Regions from separate parts of the Homo sapiens genome. Here region 2 is linked to region 1. A link is an interaction called in ENCODE POLR2A ChIA-PET data of the cell type or tissue named here. Cell type or tissue: Panc1. All regions are shown on one strand.

Evidence for each region. Peaks named below come from ENCODE experiments on the same cell type or tissue, not always from the same donor. Only the 100,000 strongest peaks of a DNase experiment are listed, where the experiment ranks them.
Region 2: POLR2A ChIA-PET joins it to region 1 with 6 read pairs; 2 of 35 experiments call an interaction of 5 or more read pairs at or near these places.

Annotation. Positions count from the first base shown.
Region 1 is chr7:79,470,046-79,475,045 of GRCh38, reverse strand. It overlaps MAGI2-AS3 (MAGI2 antisense RNA 3), which reads right to left. Exons shown (of 4, transcript NR_038346.1): 4 at 3,838-4,263. Among named protein-coding and RNA genes, the nearest start is that of MAGI2, 19 kb to the right of the region's middle. In Panc1, no CTCF peak of the experiment used is centred here; no DNase peak of the experiment used is centred here; H3K27ac peaks cover 386 bases.
Region 2 is chr7:79,363,045-79,368,044 of GRCh38, reverse strand. All of the region lies in intron 1 of MAGI2 (membrane associated guanylate kinase, WW and PDZ domain containing 2), which reads left to right. Among named protein-coding and RNA genes, the nearest start is that of MAGI2-AS3, 87 kb to the left of the region's middle. In Panc1, no CTCF peak of the experiment used is centred here; no DNase peak of the experiment used is centred here; H3K27ac peaks cover 646 bases.

The sequences.
Region 1 (5,000 bases):
TCTACACTTACAGATCTTTCTTAATTTATTATGGAGTATAGATTATAGGTTAGAGGTATAGCTTATTAAGCTTTAATTATTTTCTAAAATTATATTCTTTTTCAAGTGACATTTATTACACTATATTAAATTATATTAACATTTGTACAGAAATTATTTGAATTCACTTATATCAATGCTCACCATAAGAACATTTATACCAAATTTTCTGGTTCTTCTCAATTTTAATTAACTTTTAGCCCCCTGGATTATTTGCTTGAGTAAACTTTTCAGGGGTCTATGTCAGTACCATAATTTATGAACCCTTGCATATCAGAAAATTAAAATAAAAATCAGTTGCCACTTGCTACTTGGCCTTGTCACCCTGCAGAAAAAGAAAAAGGAAAATAAAAATCTCATTAAACACTTTCCATTATCTTTTTGTATTTGGTCTTGCCAAGGTTAAATTTTAAAGCCAGCCTGGAACGTATGTTAGCTTTCTTGTATTTTTTTCTGGTTTCTAGGTAACCTATATATTTGGGAACCCAGGTTTTAATAATTTCTTTATTCTTAACATTTCTAAAAGTTTATCAGGATATGTGTTACTAAATATTTTTAATTAGATTGCCTGCTTCAGTTCTGCATGTTTTAAAATAATTTATTCTGCTTCTTATAGCAAAACCATTTCAAGAAGTGTTTTAGGATAATTCTCCCCTTCTCTTAAGATGAAGAATTTCATCCATAAGTCACAGTTTGTTTGCATCTGCTTTCTTTATTCAAGATAGGTGTTGTTTATTCACTTGTATATTGTTCTGTGTGTTCATCCTTGAATAAAGATTACTCACTCCTACTTAATAGGCCTGGTAATAGACACAAAGAAAGTGAAATATTTAGGAATACAGTTAACAAAGGAGCTGAAAGATCTATACAAGAACTACAAAACACTGCTTAAATAAATCAGAGATGATACAAATAAATGGAAAAACTGCATGTTCATGGGTTGGAAGAATCAATATTTTTAAAATGCCGTACTGCCCAGAGCAATTTACAGATTCAATGCTATTTTCATCAAACTACCAGCATCATTCTTTACAGAATTAGAAAAAAGTATTTTAAAATTCTTTTTAAAAAGAGCCCAAATAGCCAAAGCAATGCTAAGCAAAAAGAACAAAGCCAGAGGCATCATATTACCCAACTTCAAACTATACTGTAAAGCCACAGTAACTATAAAAGGTTGGTACTGGTATAAAGCCATACACCTACAACCATCTGAGCTTCGACAAGGCCAGCAAAAACAGGCAATGGAAAAAGGAATCTTTATTTAATAAATGGTGCTGGGATAACTGGTTAGCCATATGCAAAAGATTGAAGCTGGACCCCTACCTTTCACCATAACAAAAATTAACTCAAAATAGATTAAATATTTCTCAAACTATAAAAATTGAGGAAGACAACCTAGGAAATATTCTCAACATAGGCCATGGTGAAAAATTTTTGGCTAAGTCTCCAAAAGCAATTGCAACAAAAACAAAAATAGACAAGTAGGAACTAATTAAACTAAAGAGCTTCTGCATAGGAAAAGAAACTATCAACAAAGTAAACAGACAACCTACAGAAGCGGGGAAGATGCTTGCAAACTATGGATCTGATAAAGGCCTAATACCCAGAATCTGTAGGGAACTTAAACAAATCAACAAGCAAAAGCCAAATAACCGCCATTAAAAAAAATGGGCAAAGGACATGAACAGACACTACTCAAAAGAATACATACAAGTGGCCAACAAACACATACAAGTGATGAAAAAACACTCATCATAATTAATCACCAGAGAAATGGAAATCATAACCACAGTGAGATACCATCTCACACCAGTCAGAATGGCTATTATTAAAAAGTCAAAAACAACAGATGCTGGCAAGGCTGGGTCAAAAAGAGAATGCTTATACACAGTTGGAGGAATGTAAATTAGTCCAGCTGCTGTGGAAAACACTCTGGAGATTTCTCAAAGAACTTAAAACAGAGCTACCATTTGATCCAGCAATCCCATCACTGGGTATATACCCAAAAGAAAATTAATCATTCTACCAGAAAAACACAGCACTCGTATGTTCATTGTCACACTATTTACAATAGCAAAGACAGGGAATCAACCCAGGTGTCCATCAACCATAGATTGGATAAAGGAAATGTGGTACATATACACAATGGAACACTACGCATCCAACAAAAATGAATGAAATCATATTTTTGCAGCAACGTGGATGGAGCTGGAGGTCATAATCCTAAATAAATTAATGCAGAAATAGAAAAACAAATACTTCAAGTTTCTGCTTGTAAGTGGGAGCTAAAAACATGGACATAAGTATGGGAACAACCAGACACTGTGGACTACTGTAGAGTAGAGAGAATGGTGAGTGGGTTAAACAACTACCTATTGGGTACTATGCTCACTACCTGGATGACGGGATCTATACTCCAAACCTCAGCATCACATAATATTCCCATGTAACAAATCTACACGTGTAACCCCTGTAACTAAAAGTTGAAATGAAAAAAAAGGGACATAGGCTTCTGTAGGTATCTCTCACTACCTACTTAAGTGTTGACAGAAGCCTCCTTGTATTCTTAAATCAGAAGGCAGATTAATGTATGTAACTTTCTGAACAATTTCTAGCTTTAAGTATGCTTGACTATAGTGAAAAGGAATCCTAATCTGTTGCCTTCTTCTGTCTTCTAGGTTGATACTTTATTTCTGGATCATTCAGATTGTCTTGTCTTTAAATTTTTCCCCCCTGAAACAGTATTTAAGAATCTTATATACCTCCCAAGCATTGCTTATAAGTACTGTCCTTGCCTACGGTTGATATCACATTGCAAGTTTCCATGTAACATTTTTCCCAACCCTTCTTTATTCATGTTGTTTTACAAGGAACCACATTTTCTGTGTGTTTGATGGATATCAGTACACAGAGGGTAGTAAAATCTAAGGAAGCAATGTCCCTAGCTACCACTAAAATTAAATTATGTTTCAGGAAATGGATGGCTGTTTGAATTTGTGATTGGCAAAATCCCTAAATCTCTGTAATAGGGATGGGCAGTGGGTCAAAAATGCAGCCTTGTTCAGCCTTCTTCCTCCCAAGTGCTGCTCACATTTAAGGGACAATATATGCAAAGGCCTCCAATTATTTATCAGTCCAGCCAGTTCCCATGGAAACAGCTTCCAGACTTTGAGAAGTTGTTTTCCTTCAAGTATTGTTTTGACTCAGTAACTTTTCATCTTCCTTCATTTCAATGAGATGATGTGATGGGGTGGCTTACGTGATATTTAAAGTGACCATTTTTATTATCAAGGCAGACAGCATCTGCACTGACTTTGTACAAAAATGTCACTTTAGGGCTTAAATTACTAATATGTGAAATGGTTATATTACTCTCCCTCCCAAATTAAAGATCACTGGCTATTAATTGTTCTCTATATTCAGAGTGGCTGACAGCTAGAGCAGAAGTCCAAGAGTGAGAAAGAAGCTCATTGTTTGGCTCTATAAATAAATATCTCTTCAATAGGGTATCTTACCATCAGATAAAATAAATGAGTCAGAATTCACACACACACACACACACACACACACACTCCAACCACCAGTGATGACAAGTTTAAAATAAATACATCCTTAAATCATGTTTAATGGGATATATTTGTACCTATTCCCTAAGGAAGTAGACTTAGAATGGGGACATTTGAAGGAGGAGTTAGAGATAAGTAGCATTGAGTGCCCAGAAAGTCATGGTCCCTTTCAGGCTCCTTGAGTACATGTGTGTGCATACATAGGCACATATGACACACATCATCACACTCACACTGAGAAAATAACAGGATTCATCTCCTTTATTCATAAAATTTGAAAGTTAAAATGTATTTAACAGTTTGATAACTAAAAGATCATAAAAGATCAGCCTCAAAATCACAATGAAATAACTGATTTTTTTTCTGAGATTTGATTGTGTTAAGTGTCTGTGGGTCCCTCAGATTAATCCTTTAAAATGGATACTTTTACCAATTTAATGGATATTGTATGAATTTTGATGCATTTAAGCATATGACATAGAAGTCTGTTTCTGCAGATTAACCTTATAATAGCAATGCTTTTATAGCAGGAAGTGTGAAGGTAGGGAGTCTAGGCCCCTTCTATTTTTTTGCTCCATCATCTTTATAGGAAAGCTTTTATCTTCTTGCTTGTCAAATAGCAGCAAGATGTCTTCTCTTTCATCAGCTGTGCTGTAGGCTGGAGAAAGAGAAAGAGACAAAGGGTTGTCTATATTAGAAAAGCAAAAACATTCTAAGAAACCCCTAATGGGTCCATACCTAGTCTCATTGCCTACACTTACATTACATGGCCATGCCTGGTGCCAGGGAGTCCGAGAAGGTGAATATTTTATCTGGCATAAAATTTGAGCAGCAAGGAGCTCTGTCACTAAGGAGGAAGTAGAGAATAGCTTTAGAGTAGGAAATTATTACTGTCTAAAGATTCATTGGTCTCAGGATGCTGTGTAATCACAACCAGTATTTCTAGGCAATTTTCAGGATAAAGTTGACTGTGGATACCTATTCAATTTTGCTGTTTTGGAGGGTTTTCTTTTTTATGGATAGCCATTGTAACAAACATTTTTATATACTTTATTCTTTGCATCATATGAGTGAGAAGGAGGTCATTCTAGGCCATTAATAACTTTTGTGTACTAGAATATTCTTTTTTACATGCTTCATTTAAATGGTGGCTTTAGAGTCCATGTTATGACCAATACTAATCTCTTTTGGACGACACTTAAATTCTAAGTTGCAGCACCTATACCCAAAATCTAAGAATTTCTTAATTATCTCTATCAGTTTCAAATGACTTGTTTTTTTAATGCCCACATACTGATAATAGAACACTAAATATTTAAACTGAGGAACATTCATACAAGAAGCTGTTGTTTTTTGTACAGCTCTACTAGCCTTAACATCTAAAATTCAGTATTT
Region 2 (5,000 bases), 110 kb after region 1:
AGGAGTACTCTCAAACCTGGTGGCCAGTTCATAGGAAATTATCCTGTGGAAGACAAGCTTGGGTCAAGGCGTGGTGATGATTCCACACCCTTGTGGCTTTGGGGCTCTATTCAGCCCTTGTTATCTGAAGTAGATATGAATTCTGAAGAAGACTGACCAGTCAATGACATATATATATATATATATGTCACATATATAAGCATATATATATGACTTAATGGGGAAGAGTATTCCAAATCCATCCAACTTTGTCTTGGGTTAAAACATTTACAAAAAGTCATTTGAAATGCTTATTCATCAATAAATTGGTATAAAAAACCTACCTGAAAACTAGGTGAATCAAATGGATAAGAATCTTGTATTGAGCATATATTTATGCCAGGTACTGTGCTAAAAACATACAGATTATCTCATATATTATTTTCCATGACTCTATAAAGTCATTACTGTTGCAAACACTATTTTACAGAGAAGGAAACTAAGGTTTAGATAAATTGACTTAACCAACAGCACAGAACATCACTGGTGAAAAATTTCAGCTTTGAAGCCAGGTCTTTCTGGTTCCAAGAATGCTTTGTGCTTTAACTCTCTGCTGCATTGCCTGATCAGCTCTGTTCCTTCCACCCTCCAAAATCACTCCATTTTGTTTAAAACTATCTCACTATTAAAATAAAAAATAAGCAACATCAATGATGCATTAAGATTCTCTCCCTGAATAGGACTTTCCACTGATTAAAAAGTCCTCTAGAAGAATTGGCCAATGTCAAATGTCATGTACCCCATTAGTTTAATCCATGCATTTCCACATATTCATAGTCATTTCTTCTAGTTATTAGCAGCAGCACTATTCTTGCAGTTTCTAATATTAAATTCTTGCGACGGATGGGTAAGTGGAAGGAAGAGGGATTTGGTCTGTAGCTTAATTCTTTCCCATTACGCTCTTTTTTGACTTGCCAGGATCAGTTAATTTGCAAGGGTTCACCCTCAGCCTTCTTAGCAGTCTATGTTCAAAGTCAAGAAGTTCACCTGTATCTAGAAGGAGTGAATATTTCTGTTAAACCTGGGTCAGTAATTTCTATAAGTTGCTAAGAAGCATATAAAATGCAGTTTTGTGAACTGTCATATTTAATAAAGATAATTTTGTGTGTGAAATAAATTATTATGTATTAGGAATTAATTATCTGCTTGTATGTGTTTTACCCAACATCATAATATATCCTATGAAAAAATTCTGTTTCAATAGTTATAGGACAGAAAAGGACACTAATAGTGAATCTGGAATTTAATAGGATTTTTTAATTGAAACATTTTTGAGATAATTATAAATTAATATGCAGTTATAAGAAATAATACAGAGACCCCTTGTTTAATTTGCCAGTTTCCTTCAATAATAACATTTTGAAAAAATGATAGGATAAGATCAAAACCAGATACTGACATTGATGCAATCCACCAATATTATTCAAATTTTTCCAGTTCTATTTGGAATCATTTATGTGAGGTTATTTGTGTGTATTAAGTACTATAACGTTTATTAGCTCAGTAGGTTTTCATATTCATCACAGTCAAGATACTGAACAGTTACAACCCCACAAGGATCTCTTCTGTTTCCCTGTTGTGACCACACCCACCTCCTCCTGCCCTCTTTCCCTTTGTCTTTAACCCCAGGCAATCAAACCATTAACCCATCCACCATTTTGAAAATGTTGTTATTTCAAAAATGTCGTATAAATGGAATCATACAGTGTATAACATTTTGGGATTGGATATATATATATTTTTCTTTGTTTGTTTGTTTGTTTTTTGTTTTTTTGATACAGGATCTTACTCCCATTGCCCGGGCTGGAGTGCAATGGCTCACTGCCACCTCGACTTCCTGGGCTCAAGCGATCCTCCCACCTCAGCCTCCTGAGTAGCTGGGACCACAGGCTCTCACCACCACCATGCCCAGCTAATTGTATTTGTAGTAGAAACGGGGTTTCACCATGTTGCCCAGGCTGGTCTCCAACCCCTGGGCTTAAGTGATCCTCCTGTGTCGGCTTCCCAACTTGCTGAGATTAAGGCCTGAGCCATCGCACCAACTTTTTTTTTTTTTCACTCAACCTAATTTACTGGCAATTCATCCAGTTGACACATCTATCACTATTTTGTTACTTTTTTTTTTTTTTTTTTTTTTTGAGACAAGAGTCTCACTCTATTACCCATCACCCAGGCTGGAGTGCAGCGGCCCGATCTTGGCTCACTACAACCTCCACCACCTGGGTTCAAGCCATTCTCCTGCCTCAGCCTCCTGAGTAGCTGGGATTACAGGCACCTGCCACCATGCCTGGCTAATTTTTTTGTATTTTTAGTAGAGACAGGGTTTCATCATATTGGCCAGACTGGTTTTGAACTCCTGACCTCAAGTGATCTGCCCGCCTCGGCCCCCCAAAGTGCTAGGATTGCAGGCTTGAGCCACCGCCCCTGGCCTATTTTGTTACTTTAAAAAAATAGCTTGTTACTCTTTGTTGCTGAGTAGTATCCCATTGTATATGTCAGTTTGTTTAACCATCCACCTGTTGAAGGACATATGAGCTGATTTCAGTTTGGGGATATTACAAATAAAGGTGCTATGAATATGCATTTACAGTTTTTTTGTGTGAACATAAATTATTATTCTTCTGGAATAAATGTCCAAGAGTGCAAGTGCAAGATTGTATGGCAATTTCATGTTTAGTTTTATAACACACTGCCAAACTAGCTGTACCATTTTGTATCCCTTCAACAATATTCAATTGATTCAGTTCTCCACATTCTCTCCACGCTTTGGTATTGTCACCATTTTTAAATTTAGCTATTCTGAAAGGTATATAGTGATAGCTCATTGTGAATTTAATTTGCGTATCTCTGATAGCTAATAATATTGGACATTTTTTATGTGCTTATTTGCCATCTGTATTTCCTTTTTGGTGAAATGAATGTTCATGTCTTTTGCACAGTTTCTAATTAGATTGTTTCCCAATGTTATATTTTGAGAGGTTTTTTTTTTCCTACTCCTTTGTTAGATATGTGGTTTGCAAATATTTTCTCCAAATTTCTAGCTTGCCTTTTCATTCTTTTCACATGGGTTTTACCAGAGCAAAAGTATTTTTTTTTTAATTTTGATGAGGTCTAATTAATTTTTTTATGAATTTTGCAACTGTTGTCAATTCTAAGAATTCTTTGCCCAAGGATTTTCTCCTAAAAGTGTTTTTGTTTTATATTTTACATATATATTTATGATCTATTCTGGGTTAATTTTTATAAAAAGTATAAAGTTCACATCAGTTTTTTTGCCAGATCCTTCAGCACTATTTACTTAAGGGTTATTCTTCCTCCACTGAATTGCTTTTGCACTATTGTCAAAAATCAGTTGAATATGATTGTGTGGGATCTAATATAGGATTCTTTATTCTGTTTTATTGATCTATATGTCTATCTCTTCACCCAAGACCCTCAGTCTAAGTTACTCTAGCTATGTAGCAAGCTTTAATATTAACTAAAGTGATTCTTCTCATGTTGTTTTTAAAATTATTTATTTTGTATGTAAAAATAAAGTCGTTATATATGTATAGTGTACAACATTGTGTTTTACAATATGATCACATTGGTGCAATGACTTATTTGAGCTAATTAACATATGTATTACCTCACATACTTATTTTTTCAGGTGAGACATTAAAATCTACTCTTTTACCAATTTTAAAAATGTAATACATATATAGGTATTAACCATAGTCTTCATATCTCTTTGATGTACTGATTTCATTTCCTTTGGATACATAACCTATAGTGCGTTTACTGGATCATATGGTTGTTCTACTTTTAGTTTTTTGAGAAAAGCAACCTCTGTACTGTTTTTTATAATGGCTGTCTAATTTACATTCCTACAAACGATATGCAAGGGTTTCCTTTTCTTTGTGTCCTCACCAACACTTATCTTTTTTCTTTTTAATAATAGACATTCCATCGGTGTGAGGTGATATCTCATGATGGTTCTAATTTGCATTTGTCTGAGGATTAGAGATGTTAAACATTTTTTTATATACCTGTTTGCAATTTGTATGTCTTCTTTTGAATGTCTACTCAGGTGATATGCCTAGTTTATTTTTAATTTTTATGGATATGTAATATTTGTACATATTTGTGGGATACATATGATATTTTGAATTGTTTGAGTTCCTTATATATTTTGGATATTTACCCCTTATCAGATGTATGGCTTGCAAATATTTTCTCCCAATCCATAGGTTGTCTCTTCCCTCTGTTGATTCTTTCCTGAGCTATGCAGAAGCTTTTTAGTTTGATGCAATTCTGTTTTTTTTTTTTTTAATTTTCAGTTTTGTGCCAGTACTTTTGGAGTCATGTTCAGAATATCATTACTAGTCCTATGTCAAGGAAAACTTCCCCTGTTTCCTTCTAGCAATTTTATAGTTTCAGGTCTTAAATTTAAGTCTTTAATGCATTTTGAGTTGATTTTTAACCAGGTGTCCCACTTTATTAATTTTGAAAATCACTTTAGCTATTTTGGGGCTATGCCTTTCCATATAAACTTTAGAATAGATTTTTTTTTATATCTATAAAAGCCTTGGTGGAATTTTGATAGTAATTTTGGGAGAATATATATTCTTACTATGTTGAGTCTTCCAATACACGAACAGAGTATGTCTCTCTCTTTAAATCAAAGAATGATTTAAGTACAGAGACATACTCTGTTCGTGTATTGGAAGATCAGCATTTTAATCAGCATGTATTTATTTGATCAGCATTACGAAGCTTTCAGCATACATTTTTAAACTGTATACCTAAGAATTTCATTTTATTCGAAGTGATTGAAAATTGTACTGTTTTAAATTTTAGTTTCAGTGTTTATTGTTCGTATGTAGAAATGTGATTGATTTTTACATTTCGACCTTGTACCCTTGAACCTTGCTGAACTCAAGTACCAGTTCTTGGAGTTTTTATGTATATTAGTTGGGATT